2 separate regions of the Homo sapiens genome follow, and region 2 is linked to region 1. A link is a loop called in an ENCODE intact Hi-C map of the cell type or tissue named here. Cell type or tissue: Caco-2. All regions are shown on one strand. Region 1 overlaps TAF3 (TATA-box binding protein associated factor 3). Region 2 overlaps TAF3 (TATA-box binding protein associated factor 3).

The links. A loop is a pair of places that touch in the nucleus more often than their neighbours do. Peaks named below come from ENCODE experiments on the same cell type or tissue, not always from the same donor. Only the 100,000 strongest peaks of a DNase experiment are listed, where the experiment ranks them.
Region 2: a loop joins it to region 1, with 2.8 times the contacts of the local background. A loop is called at or near these places in 3 of 110 quality-filtered maps.

Annotation. Positions count from the first base shown.
Region 1 is chr10:7,853,958-7,856,457 of GRCh38, reverse strand. The region is part of intron 2 of TAF3 (TATA-box binding protein associated factor 3); the gene reads right to left. Among named protein-coding and RNA genes, the nearest start is that of TAF3, 37 kb to the right of the region's middle. In Caco-2, no CTCF peak of the experiment used is centred here; a DNase peak (open chromatin) is centred at 1,077.
Region 2 is chr10:7,907,637-7,910,136 of GRCh38, reverse strand. All of the region lies in intron 2 of TAF3 (TATA-box binding protein associated factor 3), which reads right to left. Among named protein-coding and RNA genes, the nearest start is that of TAF3, 90 kb to the right of the region's middle. In Caco-2, no CTCF peak of the experiment used is centred here; a DNase peak (open chromatin) is centred at 1,086.

The DNA of each region.
Region 1 (2,500 bases):
CCCAGGCTGGAGTGCAGTGGCATGATCTCGGCTCACTGCAACCTCCACCTACTGGGTTCAAGCGATTCTCCTGCCTCGGCCTCCCGAGTAGCTGGGATTACAGGTACACACGCACCACCACTCCTGGCTAATTTTTGTATTTTTAGTAGAGACGGGGTTTCACCATGCTGGCCAGGCTGGTCTCGAACTCCTGACCTCAAGTGATCCGCCCGCCTCGGCCTCCCAAAGTGCTGGCGTGAGCCACTGCGCCCAGCCAAAATCTTTTCTGATTCTGCTTTTTCTAGGATTTCCTTACCTTTATTTTCTAGTTCTCGACTGCATTTTAAAAAAATTTCTGCTGCCATGATTTCCCATTTCCAAGAGCTCTTTTGGCCTGGAATGCTGCTTCTGTGGCTTCCCCTTCTTCTTTTCCCCCATTTCCTCCTTTAAAATAGCACCCTGCTCTTGCTTCCTGGTTATCTTTTCTTGTCCTCTCTTAGAATACTAGTAGAGAACTATTACGCTTATTTTTTTTTTGTCTTTTTTTTTTTCCTTTTTGTGGAGAATGGGGTCTCGCTATATTGGCCAGGCAGGTCTCAAACTCCTGGGCTCAAGCTATCCTCCCGCCTCTTACCTCCCTGAGAGCTGGGATTACAGGTGTGAGCCACCACGCCCAGTGTAAAGAACTATTTCAAATTAATTCCTCTTGCATGACTGTTTCCTCTAAGTTGCTTTTTAGTTGGTTTTGCTCCCTTTCATATCAGATGTTTTCTTCCTTTGTCTGGTAAGCCTTTAGAATGGAACTAAAAAAGCTGTCTGGGAGCTTTGAGTATGTCAGTGGGACTCAGGGCTTGGGAAGTGGGGACTCCACTGTAGAGGAATCGGATTGAGCTATTTATTTGGGAAATGCCTACCATCAATATCTTTGGGTATCCTATCTAGGTTTGATCAGAATGCCTAGAGAAATCTCAAATCTCCTCCCCAAAGGATGAAGAAATGGCTGCCAGCATCTCAAATGGAAGGAGGCTGGACATCTCGGCATCCGGTGTATTCACATTCCATGAATTCCCCCTTGTTTTCAGGATGCCATCCCTGCCTTCTGGTCTGGTGTGTTATCACAGGCCTCAACCCACGGTCCCTTTGTTTGGCCCTTTGAAGTCAGTCTTTTGTAGAGGCAGCTGCTCAGCTGCACCAAACCAGGGAGGAAATCCATGTATCCATTTGCTTCTTAAACAGATTTTCAACCATTTCTCTCCCTCACTTCCAGAAGTACCTGAAGCCACAAAGCCTGGGGCTCTGGATGGGTCTTAGGTTTCCGCATTGCTGGCTTGGGATTCAGTTGTACTGGGTCTGCTAAGTTCTTTACCATTTGACCCTCGACTTTCCAGTTTCAAAAAATGGGTTACTCTTGCCTTTTATCCCATTCTATTCATTTTTTTAGACTTACAAACTTAACAACTACAACAACACCTTAAAACCCCTTCACTGTAATTTTAGCATGGTGACATAAGGGAGCTTAGGTGAATACATAGATTTAATTCTCCATCTTCAACCAGAAGTCAAAAGTGTTTAACAAATACCACTTTTGCTGTCTCATTCTGTTCATCCACAACACTCAGTGGTTCAGAAGTTCACACTACAATCTAAATGTTCCAAATGGCTTCCATGCTACTGTAACATACTACTGATCTACGTATGGATCTGAATACTTACTGTCCTTCACAAACCAGGAAGCCCCCTTCGAATACACACAGAAACATGCACATATTTTCTTCCCTAGCTTCCTGATTTCCTAGTGAAGCTCCCCTCCCCCCGCCCCCCCATTAGAGGGCTCTTTTCAGTTCTCTTCACTGAAATTTAAATCTTATCCTTCAAGGTCCAGGTTCAGGTCAAGATCTACCTCCTCCCCAGGCTTCTTCCAGTTGCTTTACCTCACAGAAGTCTTTCCCCATTCTGAATCCATATTATACTCACTGCAGTAATGAAAGTGCTTTGTATATGTTAGCTTTGTCTCTTTAGCATGTTAACTTCTTAAGAGCCAAAAATCACATAGAGCTTCCATGTGTGTATCTCGCTGCGGCTCGCATAACAGTGTGGACCTAGAAATTGTTTTGGGGCAAATAATTCCTTCCAGTTATCTTACGTAGGCAGTTTGGGGGCTGCTATTGCTAGAAGTCAACAACTAACTTAAAATAGAAACTCTATGCATGTTTGCAAATATGTGTTGGCTGACCAGAATTCCTGTGCAGTACTAAATTCTCATGAGCCTTGAATATATTATCCCTGTAAACCTGATGGTTCTTACTTCTTATTCAATTTCCAAATATCTCATTCAAGGGGTTGAATCATTTCAGTAATGACATCGGTCACTGGATCCGATTGCAAGTGTATTGAGAGATATGCTGGTAAATGTTTAACAACTGGCTGAGTGGGGCGAATGATTGTGTGTGTGTTTCTTCTAAGTTTTGTTGATATAAAGGAGGCACAGCACATAATTTACAAATAAAAAGAACACTCTTTA
Region 2 (2,500 bases), 54 kb before region 1:
ATCCTTGGACTCAACCAACTGCAAATACAAAATATTTGAGGGGAAAAAACCAATAAAAGTAACAATACAACAATGAAAACCTATAAAAATACAGTATAACAACTATTTACATAGCATTTATGTTATATTAATTATAAGTAACCTGGAGACGATTTCAAGTATACAGGAGGATATGCATAGGTTATATGCAATCACTATGCCATATCAGGGACCTGAGCAGTCGTGGAGCTGGGTATCTGCAGGGGTCCTGGAATCAGTACTCCACAGATACTAAGGGACTTCTGTAACCATCACTACCAGCGAGTAGGAAGAATAAAGGTTTCAATGTTATAGGCTCAACTCCTGGCTCTGTTGATTCCTATTCTGCAAATAAAGATACCTTTATAAAGATATAAAGTGGTAAATCTCCACTTTGCTATGAGAATCAAATGGGCCTAAGAAAGTATCTGCCATACATTAGACTGTTAAGCACTATAGTTTCCTTTTGCCCTGGATTCATTGCTATCAAGCATAAATAATATTTCTAAACTTTAATTCATCACCCTTTCTAAATATTTGGCTCTTCCTTCCATCTTCTGGCCTTCTTTGCTTTGACTCACTTTTTGAAATTAAGTTGTTAACAGATGCAGCACTTTATCCAATGACACTAGTTTATCCAATGGCACAGTGAAGTCCAAGGAAGCTTCTGGTAGAATCAAGTCTTTAATTTGGCAGAAGTGCTGTTCTGAGGGGCAGATGGTGGTGGAGGCCAAGTGCTGAGGTAGTGAATATGGTTCTATCCATAGGTGGTTTCTTAAGCTGGCCTCCACCTCCTGACTAGGGTGCATGTACACCAACAGTTCTCAAACTTCAGCATGTACAAGAATCAACTAGAGCCCTCTCAGAAACCCAGAGCCTGGGCCCCAGAGGCTCTGATCCAGTAAGCCTAGAATGGGTTATGAACCTGCATTTATGACAAGCTCCAGTTGAGGCTGATACTGCAGGTCAGAGGCCCACACTTGGTCTAGACGACCAAACACATTCCAGCAATGGCCCCTGGCAGGCCTCCACGGGAGAGGTGACAGGCCCAGCGACGGCTGGTAAGGGACATGTCTCCCTCCTGACCTTTGTACCTGCTAAGCCACCAGCACAACATTCTTCACTGTGGACTCCCAGCCCTTAGCAGCATAGCAGCATCACCTGGGAACTTGCTAGAAATGCAAGTTCTGGGCTCCATCCCAGGGCCACTGACTCAGAACCTCTGGGGCTGGGCCCAGGCACCTGTGCTTGGACAAGGCCTCTAAAGGCTTCTGATGCAGTGAGAAGCACTGCTCTGGGAGACAGGCAGCTCTTCATAACCACTTCAAACACAGAAGATCCAAACTAATCTGTCTTACATATCAGGTTTCCCTGTAAACGTTTGTTGAAGAAAGGGTTTTGTGGCTTGAAAAATGTTTGAGATCAGCTTCTGCCTCATTATGTGCTTTGTGGCTCTGGTGGCATAGGGTTAGCTGGATGCTTTATACAGATAAAGCTCTGTGCTACTTTCCTTCAGAAGCGCTCGGTAACCCAGATTTAGAAGAGGAGGTGGGTATGAGGGTGGGGACGGTGACCATGATGGTGTTGGGTAATGCCAGATGACATTTATAAGGTGTTAGGTCTATGGCCTTTCATTTATTAACCCATTTAATCTTCACAGCCGCTCACATGAAATAGCAATTGTTAGAATTTAAAGTTGCCAATGCTTAAAGTTGAGGAGATTTTGATTAATTATATGACTTTCCAATTTTTAATGTTAAAATGGAAAAACCTGGCAACATAGGGCTTGCATTCCTGCATGGGAAGAGTCACCTGAGCTAAGCAGTAGCCATGGCCTTCAGGCAGAAAAAGCCCCCTCCAGTTCAAAGATCCCCACCACTAGGCCCTCTGAATCAATGCCTGAATGCTTGGTTCTGGAAGGCATCTGAGTTTGTGACTCGTTTTGGAACAAACGTACATGTCTATGTACACACAAGAGGAAATGGCAATGGAGAAGGCAGGGAGCAGTGGAATGAAAGCAGGTTGGAAATGTGGAATAAAGGACTTGATGGGAGATGACCCAGAGCTGTGGGCACAGGGCGAATTCCATACGCTGCTGAGCAAATCTGCACCACTGCCAACTTCTTCTACGTATCTCCTGAACTGAGCCTCTTCTTTCTATTCCTGCTGCTGCCGCTCCAGATTCAGTCCCCATCGACTCCTGCTGGTTGTCACAGAGCCCACTTCACTAGCTCCTGCCCTCTTGGCTTTTCCAGCTTCAACCCACCCTCTGTGCTGCCTCAAGAGGAGTCTTTCTAAAACACAGATCTAATCATTGGCCCACTCACCAAACACCTTTCATGGCTCCACATTATTATAATAGCAGCTTTCATACTTCAAGACACAGAATCCTCCCTTGGAAGAAAGAGCTTACCTGGGAGATGCATGTATTAAAATGGGCAGGGCAATGGATGAGGCATTAAAGGCTCTGCTACGAATCACC